Regions from separate parts of the Homo sapiens genome. Here region 2 is linked to region 1. Evidence: chromatin loops called from intact Hi-C (ENCODE). Cell type or tissue: Calu3. All regions are shown on one strand. Links, peaks and the distances in the headings refer to the core of each region. The heading gives the core; the rest is flanking DNA.

Region 1 (9,343 bases), core at 824-8,823:
CCTAAAACAGTTCTGCTTGAGTTTCACCCTGGCAATGTAATTAACAGTTTATCTTCACAGGTACTGGACAAGACAGGACCAGAAGTCATCCCTCTGCTCACCTGAGACAAATGCCTATTTCACTCTTTCCTCTACTAGATGTTTAGTTTATTTTATGTAAAAATGCAAATCTGGCCAGACACGGTGGCTCACCCCTGTAATCCCAACACTTTGGGAGGCCAAGGCGGGCAGATCACGAGCTCAGGAGTTTGAGACCAGCCTGGCCAACATGGTAAAACCCCATCTCTACTAAAAATACAAAAATTTACCAGGTGTGGTGGCAGATGCCTGTAATCCCAGCTATTCAGGAGGCTGAGGTGGAGAATCACTTGAACCCAGAAGGCAGAGATTGCAGTGAGCTGAGATCCGGCCATCGCACTCCAGCCTGGGTGACAAGAGCAAAACTCCGTCTCAAAAAAAAAAATGCAAATTCACTGAGGGCAAGATGATTGCATAGTTGACTATTCCTCTACCCTCTCCTTTCACATGTAAAATGTAGATTCACTGAAAGCTGATCAAAGCCTCAAAAGAATGCAACCACTTTCCCTTTTTATTTACTCTCCTCCTTTTTTTCTTTCCTCTTTCTCCTATTGCCCACTCCTTTCCCCACTTTAAATATTGAAGTCCCCAGGCCGGGTGTGGTGGCTCATGCTTGTAATCCCAGCACTTTGGGAGGTCGAGGCAGGTGGATCACCTGAGGTCGGAGTTCAAGACCAGCCTGGCCAACATGGTGAAACCCCGTCTCTACTAAAAATATAAAAAATTAGCTAGGCATGGTGGCGGATGCCTGTAATCCCAGCTACTCGGGAGGCTGAGGCAGGAGAACTGCTTGAACCTGGGAGGCAGAGGTTGCAGTGAGCCGAGATCATGCCACTGCACTCCAGCCTGGCAACAAAAGTGAAACTTTCTCTCAAAAAAAAAAAAAAAAAAAAAAAATTGAAGTTCCCAAATCCTCTTTGGAAAAAGCACAGATCACAGATGTTCCTGTGGTTTTGTGTTTCTTTTTCCTGGGCATGTCCTAAACCTTAGCAAAAGAAACTAAAATAATTAAGACTCACCTCAATCATTTTTTTTTTATTTATACCACTCTCCTGCAGTTTAAGCGCTACTCTAGCTAATTCCTTATCTTTGTCCTTAGGTAGCCAGTCCCCATTGTGTCAGTTTGCTAAATCTCCCTAAAGAGGAAGAAGAAGCACACGAAAATCAAATTTTAACTGAGGGCCAGGTGCAGTGGCCCACACCTATAGTGCCAGCACTTTGGGAGGCCAAGGCGAGTGGATTACTTGAGCTCAGGAGTTTGAGACCAGCCTGGGCAACATAGTGAAACCCCGTCTCTACAAAAAATACAAAAATTAACTGGGCATGGTAGTGTGTGCCTGTACATAGTCACAGCTATTTGGGAGGCTGAGACAAGAGGATGGCTTGACCCAGGGAGGTGGACAGTTTGCTGAGGTCACGCCACTGCACTCCTCCTCCCTAGATGATAGAGCATGACCCTGTCTCAGAGACAGAGAGAAAGAAAAAGGAAGAAAGGAAGAAAAAGAAAGAGAGAAAGAAAGGAAGGAAGGAAGGAAGGAAGGAAAGAAAGAAAGAGAAAGAAAGAAAGAAAAGAAAAGAGAGGAAAGAAAGAGAAAGAAAAGGAAGGAGTGACAATGCCAAATTCTGGAGAGGAATTGAGAAACTAGATCTCTCATATATTGCTGTAAGAATGTGAAATGGTGCACCCACTCTGGAAAATAGTTTGGCCATTTATTTAAAAACTAAACACACACTTACCATCTACCCAGCAGTCATACTGCTGAGCGTTCATCCACAAGAAATGGAAACTTAAGTCAACACAAAATCATGTATGTGCTTGTTCTTAGCAGCTTTATTTGTAATAGCCCAAAATGAAAACAACCAAAATGTCTTACAGTAGGTGAATGTTAAACTCCACAATAGAAAGAAACAAACTATTTATACACACAGAAACTTGGCTGGATCTCAATGGCATTATGCTGAGTGGAAAAAAGTCCATCTCAAAGGTCATATATGTACTATATGAATCCATGTATATAATATTCTTGAAATGGCAAAATCATAGCAATAGAGATGTATTTTATTTAACTGAATGGTATATCCAAAATATTACCATTAAACATGTAATCAATACAAATTTTAATGAGCTATCTTACATTCTTTTTTATACTAAGTCTTCAAAATGTGGTGTGTATTTCACAATCATGATACATCTTAATTTGGACTTGTTACATTTCAAGCATTCAGTATCCACATGTGGCTACTATATGATATAGTGGCTACTGTATTGTACAGCACAGATCTAAATAACATAAAATGCCTCTTCAAATGGATGGCTCTTTTTTATCGTGATGTTTATTTTATTATTGAGTTTTGAGTATGTTTCATATTTGCATATTACAAATGCAAATTCCTTAACAGGTATATCATTTTAAAATATTTTCTTCTACTCTGCCTTGTCCTTTTCTTCTCTTAGTGTCTTTCACAGAGCACGGTTTTTTTTGTTTGTTTGTTTGTTTTTGAGACGGAGTCTAGCTCTGTCGCCCAGGCTGGAGTGCAGTGGCGCGATCTCGGCTCACTGCAACCCTCACCTCCCGGGTTCAAGCAGTTCTCCTCCCTCTGCCTCCTGAGTAGCTGGGACTACAGGCTTACACTGCCATACCAGGCTAATTTTTTGTATTTTAGTAGAGATGGGGTTTCACTGTGTTGTCCAGGCTGGTCTCGAACTCCTGAGCTCAGGCAATCCACCTGCCTTGGCCTCCCAAAGTGCTGGGATTATAGGCATGAGCCACCGCACCCAGCAGAGCATGGGTTTTTAATTTAATGAAGTCCAATTTATCAACTTTATGAAATATGCTTTTAGTATTATATATTATACATTAGCCAAGTTTGTTATTGCTTGTTTGTTTGTTGTTGTTGTTGTCACTGCTATTCTAAGTCGTTTGCATTTCCAAATGAATTTTAGAATCATCTTGTCAATTACTACAAAAATCCTGCAAGGATTTTGATTGGGATTGTTTGAGGAGAATTGACATCTTAACGTTAAGGAAACAGGAGCATAGGAGAGCCAGGGTGACACCATTTTAAAATCAACCCTGTCGTAAAACTAGCAAGGTACGCTCTTTGCCAATCACAACCCACGGTCATAAGATGTTTACAGCTAAAGAAGCAGTTTATTAATGCCTGCAAGGACAAACTCCTGTGACAGAAGAATGTCCAGATGTCCCAATATCACATAACAATATATACTTTCAAGACAGAGTCATGCTTTGGTGTACTTATGCACTAAAATGCCAAGAATAACTTTTATTTATTTATTTATTTATTTATTTATTTATTATTTTTGGAGATGGGGTCTCGCTCTGTCACCCAGGCTGGAGCGCAGTGACATGATCTCAGTTCACTGCAACTTCTGCCTCCCCGGCTCAAGCAATCCTCCCACCTCCCACCCCCACCCTCCAGTAGCTGGGACTACAGGCGAGAGCCACCACACCTCACTAATTTTTGTATTTTTTTTGTAGAGACAGGACCGCACCGTGTTGCCCAGGCTGGTCTCAAACTCCTGGGCTCAAGCGATCCTCCCACCTTGGCCTCCCAAAGTGCTGGGATTACAAGCATGGTCCACTGCACCTGGCAGATAACTTTCCTTAAATCAGCAAAATAATAAATTTTGTCATGCTGTCAGCCCACTCACACATAGACATAACTTAGCTTAGCTTTTATATAGATAAGACCCCTGTATAAGAAGAGTTTTTAAAAAAGGACAATGCGGCCGGGTGCGGTGGCTCACGCCTGTAATCCCAGCACTTTAGGAGACTGAGGCGGGCAGACCACGTGAGGTCAGAAGTTCAAGACCAGCCTGACCAACATGGAGAAACCCGGTCTCTACTAAAAATACAAAATCAGCCGGGCGTGGTGGCGCATGCCTATAATCCCAGCTACTCGAGAGGCTGAGGCAGGAGAATCGCTTGAATCTGGGAGGCAGAGTTTGTGGTAAGCCGAGATCGCGCCATTGCACTCCAGCCTGGGCAACAAGAGTGAAACTCTGTCTCAAAAAATAATAATAATAATTTTTAAAAAGACAGCGCATTCTTTCTCTTGCTTTCTGAGGCAACCCTACTGTGTAACTAATGAGCAACTCTGTTGCCACCGCACTCTGTGACTCACCTTGAATTCTTTCTTGCATAAGATCCAAAAATCCTCTCTTGGAGTCTGGATCAAGACCCCTTTTTCCAGCGACATTAATAATACTGTGTCTTCTTCCCCATTCATACCATATATCTTTTCATTTATTTCACAACAGTGCTGAAATAAATGAAAAGATATATGCTATGAATGGGGAAGAAGACACAGTATTATTTCACAGTGTGAAATTTCCTTCAGCATTGTTGTGCTGTTTCCAGTATACAGGTGTTGGCAGGGATATAGAAAAACTGGAATGCATATATTATGGGTGGGCACCTGCATGAGATCCCAAGAAACAGCAACTAGGCCAGGGTGACTGGAGCAGAGGAAATGAGGAAGAGCATCTTAGGAGATGTGGTCAGAGGTAACGGGAATACAGATCTCAGGGAGCTCATAGGCAACTGCACTGACTCTGGCTTTTATGCCAGGTGAATTTGGAAGTTGTTAGAGAGTTTAGATCAGGCTAGGTGTGGTGGCTCATGCCTGTAATCAATCCTAGCACTCTGGGAGGCCAGAGTGGGAGGATAGCTTGTGTCCAGGAGTTTGAGACCAGCCTAGGCAACATAGCAAGATCCTCATTTCTACAAAAAATTTTTAAAAATTAGCTGGGCATGATGGCATGCACCTTTGGTCCCAGCTGCTGAGGAGGCTGAGGCAGGAGGACTGCTTGAGCCTGGGAGGTTGAGGCTGAAGTAAGCTTTGATCCCACCACTGCACTCTGCCTGGGTGACAGAGTGAGACTCTGTTTAAAAAATAAAGAAAGACAGAGAGATTGAGGGAGGGGAGAGAGAGAGAAAGGAAGGGAGGAAGGGAGGAAGGAAGGAAGGAAAGAAGGAAGGGAGAGAGGGAGGGGGCAGTGCAGAGGGAGGGAGGGGAAAAGAAAGAGAAGAGAAGAGAAAAGGAAAAGAAAAGAAAGAAGAAAAAGTTAGTTTATGTCAGGGTGTGATACGATGTTTTGACTTCTCTTGTCTAAGGAGCCCTCTAGCTGCTATGTTGAGAATAGTCTGGAGGAAGACAAAATTGGCAGTGGGAGACCCACTAAATTGCTGTTTGCCACGTTTTTAAAAGCTGAATAGCTTAGATCAGTAGTTTAGGAGATCGACAAGACTTGTTTTCTGGTCACAACGCTGCTGACTAAAACAGGATTTAGTCCAGACAGGATAAAGTGAAGAAACTGGACAAAACCAGCAGATGACAGCAAAAGTGACCCTAGCTGCCCTCATTGCTCATTAGCTCAAGACACTGCCCCCAGCACCATGACAGTTTATAAACGCCATAGCAACGACCCAGAAGTTACCACCCATTTCTATGGCAATGATCTGGAAGTTGCTGCCCTTTTCCTGGAAACTTGTTAAATAACTCACTCCTTAATTTGCATTAATCCACACCTTAATTTGCATGTAATTGAAGTGGCTATAAGAGAATATAAATGTAGTTGCCAAGGGTTCACAGGTTGCCAACTCTGGGCACACTGCCAATGAGTTATCCCTGCTCAGCAAGGAGCAGTACCATTCAATAAAAGATTACTGCCTAATACCCGGGGCTCGCCCTTGAATTCTTTCCCGGTCAAAGCCAAGAACCCTCCCAGCCTAAGCATCATGTTGGGGGCCTGTCCATCCTGCATCAGTTTTTTTGTTTTGTTTTTGTTGCTGTTGTTGTTTGTTTTTGTTTTGTTTTGTTTTGAGACAGGGTCTTGCTCTGTCACCCAGGCTGGAGTGCAGCGGCACAAACGCAGCTCACTGTAGCCTCTACTTTCTGGGCTCAAGTGATCCTCCCATCTCAGGCTCCTGGGTAGCTGGGCCTCCAGGCACGCACCACCAGAGCTGGCTAATTTTTTTTTTAATTTCGTAGAAACAGAGTCTCACCATGTTACTCAGGCTGTGCTCAAACTTCTGGGCTTAAGCGATCCTCCCACCTGGGCCTCCCAAATTTCTGGGATTACAGGTGTGAGCCACTGCACTCAGCGTGCATCAGTTCTAACTACCAAATTGAAAGGAACTTAGAGGAGAAAAGAGCATGTTAAATGCCTGTGGGGATGGAACTAGCAAAATCCAGATTATGGAAGCTGCAAGACAATGACCTAACTTTGTCAAAACATAAATTTGAGAGAAGAAGAAAAAAAAGTAAGGGAAGCTATAGTTTAAGAGGAACTTAAACACACAAAATCAAATGCAATTTGTGGACCTTGCTTGGATCCTGGCTTGAATAATCAGATATAAAATAATACTTTTCTGATACAGCTAAGAAAATGCATTCATTGATTATTTAATGAGGTAGGTATCTTAAATTCTATTAGATATGAGAACTGAGATCATGTATTTCAACATGACTTACCTGTTTGTTTGACTTTCAAAAAAGCCTTGCCTGGAAGGATAAGACTGTAAAACAATAAAGAACTCATTGTTTGCTTCAGGAAAATAAAAAAAAAAAAAAATTTATCTAGGCAAACAATTTGCTCACCTGGGCATATAGCTCTCCTCTCAACACATGGCTCAACTGGGCAAAAAGCTCACTTATCAGACAATAGTTTGCTTCTCAAGACTTCTCTCAAGACCTCCATTCTGTTGTGTTCACCAATTCTAAACTATCGTCTCATACTTTTTATCCAATTTTATTTTATTTTATTTTATTTTACTTTATTTTATTTTATTTTATTTTATTTTATTTTATTTTATTTTATTTTGAGATAGTGTCTCGCTCTGTCGCCCAGGCTGGAGTGCAGTGGCATGATCTCGGCTCACTGCAACCTCCGCCTCCTAGGTTCTTTCCTGACCTCAGGTGACCCGCCTGCCTCAGCCTCCCAAAGTGCTGGGATTACAGGCGTGAGCCACCGCACCCAGCCCTTTGCCCAATTTTAGTCAGTTCCTTGCTTTAAAGAATTACCTCAAATACCCTTACATCATTTTCCCCTTTGTGACACTGTTGAGACACCACCGAACTTTGTTCTCCCTTGCTGCAATTGGCCTTATAAACTCTTACTTTGCGTGATCAATGGGTTTCTCTGGTAGTCTTTGCAAGAAAGTCAACCATTAATAGATACGCTGATTTCATGACATGTTTATTTTAATTTTTTTATTTTCTTGTAACTTTATCGTCACAGAATGTGGCATATTTATTTTTTAAAAGGGAGAGGCTCAGCGGATCCAGTGGCTCATGCCTGTAATCCCAGCACTTTGGGAGGCCGAGGCCGGTGGATCACTTGAGGTCAGGAGTTCAAGACCAGCCTGGCCAACATGGCGAAACCCCATCTCCACTAAAAATACAAAAATTAGCCAGGCGTGGTGACGCATGCCTGAAATCCCAGCTACTCAGGAAGCTGAGGCAGTAGAATTGCTTGAACCCGGGAGGCAGAGGTTATAGTGAGCTGAGATTGCACCATTGCACTCCAGCCTGGGGAACAGAGCAAGACTGCATCTCAAAAAAAAAAAAAAAAGGTTGGGGGAGGCTTATCTTTTTAAAACTATATATACAGAATGGCTGGGCATGGTGGCTCACATCTGTGTTCCCAGCATTTTCGGAGGCCAAGGCAGGCGAATCACTTGAGGTCAGGAATTCAAGACCAGCCTGACAAACATGGTGAAACCCCGTCTCTACTAAAAATACAAAACTTAGCCAGGTGTGGTGATGGGTGCCTATAATCCCAGCTACTCAGAAGGCTGAGGCAGGAGAATCGCTTGAACTTGAGAGGTGGAGGTTGCAGTGAGCCAAGATGGCACCATTGCACTCCAGTTTGGGCAACAGAGTGAGATTCCATCTCAAAAAAAAAAAGAATATACATATATATATATATATATAAAATCTCTACACACACACACAATACACACACAGACACACACACACACACAGAGAAGGATTTACAAATAAAATGAAATAATGTCTGAGATTTACTTCAATACAATATGGAATAGAGAGTAGGGAGAGGCATAGATGAAGTGAAACTGGTCATCATTTCGAGGCAATCATTATTGAAGCTGGTTGACAGCTACATGGGGTTCACTATAAGACTTTTGTCTGGCCAGACGTCGTGGCTCACGCCTGTAATCCCAGCACTTTAGGAGGCCGAGGTGGGTGGATTGCCTGAGGTCAGGAGTTTGAGACAAGTCTGACCTACATGGTGAAACCCAGTTTCTAATTTAAAAAATTACAAAAAAATTAGCCAGGCCTGGTGGCAGGCGCCTGTAATCCCAGCTACTCCAGAGGCTGAGGCAGGAGAATCGCTTGGGCTCGGGAGGCAGAGGTTGCAGTGAGTCAAGATCACGCCACTGCAATCCAGCCTGGGCAATGAGAGTGAAACTCCTTCTCAAAAAAAAAAAAGCTTTTTATCTACTTAGATATATTTCTGAAACAGTCCATAATAAATGAGTTTTATGTGTGCTACTCAGACCACAACATTGGAGTTATTCTTGATCTCCCTCTCCTATCCCATATCCAATCCTTTAGCATATCCTGTTGATTCTGCCTTTAAAATACCTCTAGAATCTGACCATGTCTCATAACCTCCGCTGCTTCTTCTCCAGTCCAAGCTGCCACCATTTCTCACCTTGATTATTGCAACAGCCAAGAGTCTCTATGCTTTGACCTTTCCCTTCCCACAATCCCATTCTCTTCTCGACTTAGCAGCCACAGTGATCCTTTTTTAAAGTAAGCCTAAACCCTGTCTCTTAGCCAGGCATGGTGGTGCACACTTGTAGTCCCAGCTACTCAGGTGGCTGAGGCGGAAGAATCGCCTGAGACCAGGAGTTCAAGACTGCACTGAGCTATGATTGCGCCACTGCACTCCAGCCTGGGCAACACAGCAAGACCCTGTCTCAAAAACAAAATAATAAAGAAATGAAGAAATAAAAAATAAACTCGCTCTCTATCAAAACCCTACAATGACTCTCCACCTCACTCGGAGTAAAAACCAAAGCCCATGGCCAGGAGCGGAGGCTCACTCCTGTAATCCCAGCAGTTTGGGAGGCTGAGGCATGAGGATGACTTGAGGTCAAGAGTTTGAGACCAGCCTGGCCAACATGGAGAAACCCTGTCTCTACTAAAAATACAAAAAATTAGCCAGGCATTGTGGCAGGCGCCTGTAATCCCAGCTACTTGGGCAACTGAG
Region 2 (9,343 bases), core at 732-8,731, 220 kb before region 1:
TTGGTGTGACTCTGGTTCAGTGACTGTGCCTTCCTGTGCCTCAGTTTTCTCTCAATCAAATAAGCTAAATGGCAAATGGACTGTGGCTTTTCATGCTATCTGTGAATAAATGTTAAATGATTCACAGTCACCTGACCTAATGCTTGGCACAGTGGAGGTTTCACACAAACAGCATTTATTATTAATTTGCTTCCATGAGAAAACACCTTTACATCAGATCCCTGTGGACAATCTGCTACCAGGTACATCTTCTCCTTCTGTTTCTGCTTCTGGGGACATTAGACTTTCTATGGACTCTCCTAAGCCGATGTCCTACAAAGCTTGTCTTTCTATCCTCTCCACTCTGAGTGTCAGGTGAAGAAAGCTCTGTCCTTGCCCAGATGAGGCTCTGAGGGCTGAGCCCTGGCTGGTGAACAGCTCCAGGAGACACAGTCCTCTGACAGCTGGTAAATTCTTGGTCCCAGTAAGGCCTGCCCAAGAAGGAACAACCCAGCACTGGCACAGGCTCCTCAGCTTTATCTGGAGCAAGGATTTAGGGACAGAGGTCTGGGGTTGAGGCTTCTAGGGCTGAGCTGCTCTGAGAGTATCTCAGGGGGCCCCTCAGGCCAGCCCTACTCAGTTCTCCAGGGTCTTTGTCAGCGTCAAATTTATGAAGAGGGCATGAGGTGCTTGTCTGAGACTGATCTCCTCCTGCTGAGTCCCCCCATCAGACTGTCCTTCCTCTGCAGCGAGTGTCTGCAGGGTCTGAATGCGGGAAAGGAATTCTGATCTGTTGAAATTTGTCTCCTCTGTGTGTCCTGCACTAAATGCCCAAACCCCAGCATGGGACTTAATGCAGAGAGGGACACAGGCAGAGTCCAGGCCTGAGAATCCTGTGTGTGTGAAGTAGAAGTGACCCCTGTCCCCCAACACCCAGGGATCATGTGGAATCACTCACGGTGTAAGGTGAAGGTGAAATGTCCAGTTACTCCTCCAGTCCCATCGCGTCGCTTTATGATGTGTAAGGTGTAGGATCCTGCATCCTCCTGCGTGACATTCTGGATCAGCAGGGATGCATTGGAATATACTCTTTCTCTTCCACTGTATGCAGGCCCATATATAATTCTTTGACCGTCTACTACATATGATGTAATGTAATGGTAGAGGTATGTCATTTGCCCTTTGTACCAAATGTAGCCAGCAAGATTCTGGGGCAAATTGTGGACAAGTAGAAGAACATCCTTCCCCTCAGAAACTTTGGGTGGCTGGGCTTCAATCGTGACTTGGGCAGTTGTGGGCGGATTCCAGAAGTTTAAAAGTGATGCTAGGAGGTACAGAGAGCATCAGTTAATATTGAGACCTATGTATTGGGGTGAAAAGATGGGTCCTGAGAAGGTCTCTTCAATCCTCAGCCTTGAAGACACACAAACACACACATACAAACACATACACACACTAAAGGGGCGTGAGTGTATGTGTGTGTGTCCTACTGTCCCACTAGGTCAAGATCAGCAGCATGACCCCCATTCCTTCAACACTTCTGACCTTGGCATTTTTCTTTTTGGATTCCTCTTCCCCAGGGGTCCGCACGGCCCCCTCCACACTGCCCTCAGGTCCTGCTCACATCAGGGCATCCTTAGACTTCTTTCCTGATACCTCCTTCAGAGACCCTGGGTCTTCCCTTTCTGACCTTTCCCTGCTCTCCTCCCTCCAGGGTTCTTGTCAACACCTGATCTCACATTCTAGATCACTTAGCATGTCTGTCTTCCCCCCACGATGACTGTGTGAGCTCCGTGAGGACAGGGACTTTTGTGATCTTGGTTGCACCCCAGTACCTGGAACAGGCGGCAGACTCCTGTAGATGTGAGAGTTCTCAGGGTCTCCACCCTCTGGATGTTTCTTTTTCCCCCCAATTGTTGAGGTTTCTTGCTGAGGACAGTGTTTCATGTCCTGCTTATATTTTCATTTGAAGTGTCATCTGATATAGTTATTGTTATCATTTTTCAAAATATGGTGGCCCCTGATGATTAATCAGGAAAACAGAACACTTAAGATTTTCCTACCACTTACCAATTCCGCTTCAATGTGACTTTCCTATTTTGACCCTCTGGTGTATTTTCCCCTATCCAGGCTCCAACAGAGCCTTCTTTCCCTTTTCTTCTTTTTTCTTTTTTTCCTTTTTTCTTTTTTTTTTTTTTGAGACGGAGTCTCGTCCTGTCACCCAGGCTGGTGTGCAGTAGTGCTATCTTGGCTAGCTGCAACTTCTGCCTCGTGGGTGCACGTGATTCTCCTGCCACAGCCTCCTGAGTAGCTATGATTACAGGAGCACACCACTATACCTGGTTAATTTTTTGTGTTTTTAGTAGAGACAGGGCTTCACAGTGTTGGCCAGACTGATCTTGAACTCCTGATCTCCTGATCCACCCAACTCAGCCTCCCAAAGTGCTGGCTTCTTTCATTTTTCAGAACCCCATCCTCTCCAGGAGACCCCATCCAGTCACTCTGCTTCCTCCTCCTGTCCTCTCCCAGGAAGTTCTCTCCTCACCTGTGAGCAGGACCCCCTTCCAGGTGATGCGCTGTGTGCAGGGAGGGGCTGAGAGGGGCCCCATGGTCTCTGCTGCTTGTGTGTTCTCCTCTGTGGAGATAAGCCTAGGATCCAGAAGCTTCCTGAGTACGGCTGTCAGCTGTGCTGTCCTTCCTCCTTCTGTGCTGAGCCTCCTCCCGGGGCAGGAGCATTTCTCAAGCTCGTGGGCGGGGTCAGGCCCAGGACACCTCTCTGTCCCCTCCTCTCTCAGTTCTGCCTCCTTGTCCCTCCTGTTTTTCCTTTTGTCTGTGTTTCAGGTCCCTGGGAATTGTGGAGGCCTCTGCATTTTTCAGCAGTGATTCTTTCACCAAACCTCAACACACACTTTGTGCAGATGCACACACACACACACACACACAGAAGAGACACACACGACCCACATGGTCACACACATACCCTGCAGGTTAGGCAAGCAGAGTCCTGGGCCTCAGCCTCCTGCTGTCCCCATGGCTCTGGGGTAGGGTGCACATTCACGCCCTTTACCCTCTTCCTTCCTCATCTGGCTCTCCCCTTCAGTGCAGGAGCTGCACAAGGTTCCCGTCACAGTGACGTCCCATTGTGCTGTGGGTGAGCTCTGTGTTGTCTGGTAAGAGGGACCCTTCCTTTCTCTAATCGTGTCTAGCTTGGCTGCAGCTTCCAAGGATGAACATTCAGTACCTGGGTTTCCCAGAGGAAACTATCCATCCTGGAGGTGTGCAGGGTGAATCTCTCAGGCCTCTTGGGAGGAGAGGCCTGTGCTGATTGCTCAGTGGGGGCTGTGAATCCCAGAGTCAAAGGGACAGTTCTCGGTCACTCTGTGTCTCCCTGGGGTCTGGCGGCTGAGCTGGAGCTCAGGGTTTCTCATGTTCTCCCTGACCACCTTTGATGTCCTCTCTTCTCTGCCCAGCTGATTGTCCTGTGGTCACCACACCTTCCCCGTGGTGGTGCAGGAGGAAGTGGGGAGTTACCCAGGAACCCCGCGGGACATGGCTTGTTGAGACGCAGGAGGGGGAGCCTGGGACAGAGCAGGGGTTCAGAGCTGGAGAGATTCATCCCGACTTACTCCGTGGCCATGATGGGCTCAGCCCTCCCTGTGCTGACATACCCAGGGGTCTGTCCTGAGGGTTTTGACCTGGCCAAGCTGCTCTCTGTAGAGGAGGAACAGGCAGTGGCCAGAGAGCCTGTCTGGAGGGACCTTGCTCACACCTGAGAGGGCGGGTGGGGGTGAGTTGTGTTCTGGGAGCAAAGAAAAATAACACCCCCCTTCTCCCCACAAGCACACAGGAGAGGTCTGTCTTCCCAAGGGACAGCTGGTGGCAGGTGGCCACATCCCGGATGGTGCCTGTGTGTGACCATCACACGCTCTCTGCGCCCCCTGGGCTGCAGTGGGCAGGCAGGACACAGGGTGCCTGGCTGATTCCCGGGGAGGCTGTGGGCCCTCAGGCAGCCGCTGTTCTGTGTCAGCGCTAGGCTTGGCCTGGGATGCCCCAGAGAACAGGACAGATGGAGCAGGGGCGGGCATTTAGGGAGCAGTGACAGAAAGAGTTGATGAGGATGGAGGGAGGTCACGAGGGGAAAGCGTCCAGTGTGGCGTCGCGTGCACCATCGCTGCCCGGGAGATGCCTTTAGCTGGGCCCAGGGAAGGAGCAGGTGTGTGGGGCAGGAGCTACCTGCAGAGGGAGTGGTGTTAGGTTGGCGGCTGCGGGTCAGGAAGGAGCTGACAGAGTCCGTGTTGGGAGCATGGAGGGCTCTGAAGACTTGGGCCGAAGTGACCCTGGTGAGGGTGGACCCTGCTGGGCTGTGGGTTCCGCTGAGGGAGGTTGGCATCCCCTAGGAAGGCTCCAGGCTGGGAAGGACTCTGTCGCCCTCTGGTGGACAGGGAGGGAAGTGTGAACGGCAGCAATCCCAGGCCAGGCTGCATGTTTTATTCCATGTGGATCTGCACACTTTACATGAGGTCACACATATGTTATGTTACAGCTCCATCACCTTCCAGCCCCTTGAGTCCCAGTCTGTGTGACTCTACGTTCACTGTTCTCCCTCTTTCACAATCAGATGTCCCAAATGCAGATTTTTGTCACCTTCTGTGAGTTTGTGTTTGTGTGCAGTAGGCAGCACTGTGTATACCCTGGGGGCAGTGATGTCTGGGGCTGAGCAGTGCACGTGGGCTTGGGAGCAGAAGAGGGAGCAGCAGGGTGGGAAGATCAATATCGGGGGGCAGGGACAAGTCATTTTCTTTTTCTCACTCCCAGGGACCAGAACCCAGGATTCTGACTCCAGGGCACAGTACCACACCCTGCTGGTGTCCCTGGATGTCATGAGGCTCATAGTGTCATGTTGCCTTGGCATTCATTTTTTAAGATGTAAGTTTATTTGCCTCAAATCAGAGGCAGGGCTTGGTCACCATGGCAGTTTTCAATACTGTATCTGGTTCAAGTGACTCCAGTTGGTGTGCAGAGATAAAATCTTAGAGGCATCTCTCCTGCTTGGTGTGCTGGACTCCCCTCTCTGCAGCTGCTTCTTTAAACTGATAATTCTGACATTCGCCTTCACATTTAAAGTGACCTCCTCTCAGTCACAGCGTGAGCTCCTGGTCCCAGTGTTTGTTGCTTGCTTTGAACACATCCATTAAAGCTCCCTGCTGGAAACCTGTCAGATAACACCCTGGACTTAATAAAGCCTGGGCTCACTGACCTCTGTGTCTGTGGTCTCCAAATGTGCCGAGGGCTCCCTAGTGTCTGTAAGTAGTACAAGAACATACATTTTCACGTTGTGGTTGTATCATTGTAGCCTCACATGCCATCCAGAGCCTGACATTGAGGCTGTCCTATGGGACCTGTGCTGGTTGAGCCCCTGCTGGAGCTCTTGTTTTGGGGCCTCTGGTTCTCCTGGATACAGGAGCTTCCAGCTAACTTGATTGAAAACTGATGCCTTTCATTGAAACACTGGCTCAGATGATGGATTCATGGGCTTCAGCTGCCATAACAAACACCTTAGCCTGGGTGAATTAAATAATAGAAATCTATTTTTCACAGTTCTGTGAATAATGTGCTATTTTAACCACTTTAAAATCCACGATCAAGTGAAATTAACCACATACACCATGTTAAATTACCATCACCACTATTTTCCCTAGAAAATTTTTATCATTTTAAACTGAAACTTTGTATCTTTTAAACAATAACTCTTTGTATGTTCTACTCTAGACCTTGATCATCTCTACTCTGTCTCTATGAATTTGCCTATTCTTGATGTTTCATATAAATGGAATTATACAATGATGTTATTTTGTTTCTGACATATTTCACTTAGCATAATGTTTCCAAAGTCCATGCATGTTCCAGCGGGTGTCAGAGCTTCATTCCTCTTTATGGCAGATTAACATTCTGTTGTATGTGTCACCATATTTATTTATTCATGTGTTGATGAACACTTGGATTGTTTTCATATTTTATCTTTTGTGAATAATGCTGCAATCAACATTCCCATGCAAGTACCTGTTTGAGTCCCTGGATTTAATTTTTTGGGTATATACCTAGGAATGGGTGTTGTTTCAAATGAGAATTCTGTGATTAGCTTTTTGAGAAACAGCAAAACTGTTTCTCCTAGTGGCTGTACCTTTTATATTCTCACCAGCAATGTATGAAGATTTCAAATTCTACATAATACTGCTACTTGTTATTTAACATTTTAAAAGAATGTTAGCCAGTTTTGTAGGTGTGATGTGGTGTCTCCTTGCAGCTTTGACTTTGTATTTTCCTAATGACTATTGATGTTGAGTATCTTTTCATGTCCTTCTTGACTATTTGTATATCTTCTTTGAAGAAATGTCTATTTGAGTCTTTTGCCCATTTATAAATTGGATGATTTGTCCTTTCTTTATTGAGTTGTAGCTAGTTCTTGATATTATCTGGACATGAAAACTGCCTATATGTGGTTTGCAAGTATTTTCTCTCATTCGGTGTCTATTAAATATTTTCTTGATAATTTCCTTTGATGCACAAAAGGCTCACATCTTGATAAAGCCCAATTTATCTTTTTTTCTTGTTACTCATGCTTTTGTATCATATCTAAGAATCCATGGCACATTTGAGGTCATCAGTATGTACCTCTGTGTCTATTTTAAGATGTTTTTATGGTTATAGGTCTTATATTTAACTCACTGATCAATTTTTTAGAGAATTGTTTCATATGGTGGGAGGTAGAGTTATTTAAATTAACTGTTTTGCATGTGGTTATCTAGTTTCTGCACTATCATTTGAAAGAAGAATTGTTAATCCATTAAATTGTCTTGACACCCTCTTCAAAGAGTAATTGATCATAAGTGTGAGGGTTTATTTCTAGACTCTCAATTCTATCCCATTTGTCTTTATGTCCATTCTTTTGCCAGCAGCTTCTGTTTTAATAATTGTACTCCTTTGCGAGGTTTCAAGTAAAGTTCAAGCCTACAATTTATTTTGGCAAGATTATTGTGGCTATTCAGTGTTCCTTTTCTGAAAGGTGGGGAGGCCAATGTTTCACCATTGGGAAAGCCTTTTCTGTCTTCTTCAGGGGGAAATTTGGGAGAACCTTTTAAGAAACTTTATCTAAGTAGGTAAACTCTCACCACTTTATTTGCTGAAGTGCTATGTTAAAGTGTGCATTGCCTCTTGTGGAAGAATTGTGAGACCCTGGAAGCACCTGCCCACGTGGTGAGAGACAGTGAATTCCATGATGAGGGGCAGAGAGGATGTTGTTTTGTGATACAATGTTGTTGGGGAGTTGTATACATCTCTATTTCTTTGTCTCTGTACAGTGGGTGTAGGGACCAGCCCCACAGGGTCGGCGGGTTTTTCTCCCCATGTGTGGAGACAAGAGATTGTAGAAATAAAGACACAAGACAAAGAGATAAAAGACAGCTGGGCCTGGGGAACCACTACCACCAAGATGCGGAGATCGTTAGTGGCCTCGAATGCCAAGCTGTGCTGATATTTATTGGATACAAGACAAAGGGGCAGGATAAGGAATGTGAGCCATCTCCAATGATAGGTAAGGTCACATGGGTCATATGTCCACTGGACAGGGGGCCCTTCCCTGCCTGGCAGCCAAGGCAGAGAGAGAGAGGAGAAAGAGAGAGAGCTTACAGCATTATTTCTGCTTATTAGAGACTTTTAGTACTTTCACTAATTTGCTACTGCTAACTAAACAGCAGAGCCAGTTGTACAGGATGGAACATGAAGGTGGACTAGGAGTGTGACCACTGAAGCACAGCATCACAGGGAGACAGGCCTCTGAATAACTGCGGGTTGACCTGACTAATGTCAAGCCCTCCACAAGAGGTGGAGGAGCAGAGTCTTCTCTAAACTCCCCCGGGGAAAGGGAGACTCCCTTTCCCGGTCTGCTAAGTAGTGGGTGTTTTTCCTCGACACTGAGGCTACCACGACATCATGGTTCGCCTGGAAACCGGCATCTTCCCAGACGCTGGCGTTACCACTAGACCAAGGAGCCCTCTAGTGGCCCTGTCTGGGCGTAACAGAAGGCTCGCACTATTGTCTTCTGGTCACTTCTCACTATGTCTCCCCAGCTCCTATCGCTGTATGGCCTGGCTTTTCCTAGGTTATGATTATAGACCAAAGATTATTATAATATTGGAATAAAGAGCAATGCTACCAACTAATGATTAATAATATTCATATATAATCATATCTAAGATCTATATCTGGTATAACTATTCTTCTTTTATATTTTATTATACTGGAACAGCTGGTGTCCTCGGTCTCTTGCCTCGGCACCTGGGTGGCTTGCCGCCCACAAGTGGGCATCTCCATTGGACACAGTAGGTTTTGAAATCCTTGTTTATCCTCTGGGGTCTGGGTCTTGGCTTACCTGTTAGCTGCAGCTGAAAGAGGTGTCTGCTAAGTCAATGACACCTGTGGGGAGAAGAAGGATTCAGCAGAGTGAAAGTAGCTGGGGCTCAGAGAAGCCAGGAAAGTCTGACTCTTAGAAACTGTGGGTCAGCAGATGGGTGTCCTCAGGGATAAATGGGCCATGCCAGTAGCCACTGCAGTGAACTGGAAGAAGGTAAGGGATGCTGGGTATCCCATGTTCTGTCTCAGCTCTGCAGCTGAAGATTTGGGCCCTGGGCTGGTACGGCCCTGCAGCAGGGGAAGGGTATACAGGAATGGCTGCATATCGGGACAAAGTCCATGTCATCTTCTTAGGCATTGTTACTGCAGATGGAGGATTGTGTTCAGAGACCTGGCCTAAACACATGGGAGGGCCCACCCCATTCTTTTAAAATTATTTTAAGAGAACAGTATTAGCAAATGTGGTACATGTTTTATTCTGCTAGAATCAGTCTTACTGTCACGTTTTACAATGTATCTCTTAGGAAATGGCAAGAGTCATCCACACAATGTGCATTTAAAGGGGACTCTACTATAATTTCAGCTTTCCTACTCTTTATAGAAACCATCTTCTCTGCAAACACACAGGCAATATCTCTGTATTCATTTCTATTGGGAGCCCTGTATGCAAGGTGGAGAGAGCCACATTTCCCCTGAGATTTTACGTAAAAGTTTGAGGTTGAGACGACATATCTGACACTCTGTTGTTATCCTCAGAAGCTACTACATGTGAAATTCTAATGACTGCATTATCCTGCCAAGTGAAAGAGGCAGGCATGAGCAAGGACAGTTAAGAGGGGTGAGAGCCTCATCATGATGGGGAGTCTTGTTCTGACATCTTGGGAAAAACTGTCCACAGTGTGAAGTCATCCACTTGTTGTCCTGGTTTACAGTTTGAGCAGCTGTTGTTATGGTG

Evidence for each region. Hi-C counts contacts between places; a loop is a spot of excess contacts. Peaks named below come from ENCODE experiments on the same cell type or tissue, not always from the same donor. Only the 100,000 strongest peaks of a DNase experiment are listed, where the experiment ranks them.
Region 2: it touches region 1 in a loop (4-fold over the local background); 2 of 110 quality-filtered maps call a loop at or near these places.

What each region holds. Positions count from the first base shown.
Region 1 is chr19:43,420,599-43,429,941 of GRCh38, forward strand. No RefSeq gene overlaps it. Among named protein-coding and RNA genes, the nearest start is that of TEX101, 10 kb to the left of the region's middle. In Calu3, for the core only: CTCF peaks have their summits at 5,281 and 5,484 (motif pointing right); DNase peaks (open chromatin) are centred at 5,273 and 5,703.
Region 2 is chr19:43,202,949-43,212,291 of GRCh38, forward strand. It overlaps PSG4 (pregnancy specific beta-1-glycoprotein 4), which reads right to left and starts at 2,690. Exons shown (of 6, transcript NM_002780.5): 1 at 2,525-2,690; 2 at 938-1,303. The coding sequence starts at 2,588. It overlaps LOC284344 (a long non-coding RNA gene), which reads right to left. Exons shown (of 9, transcript NR_033888.1): 9 at 8,843-9,343. In Calu3, for the core only: CTCF peaks have their summits at 4,425 (motif pointing left) and 8,016 (motif pointing left); DNase peaks (open chromatin) are centred at 2,713, 4,403 and 8,013.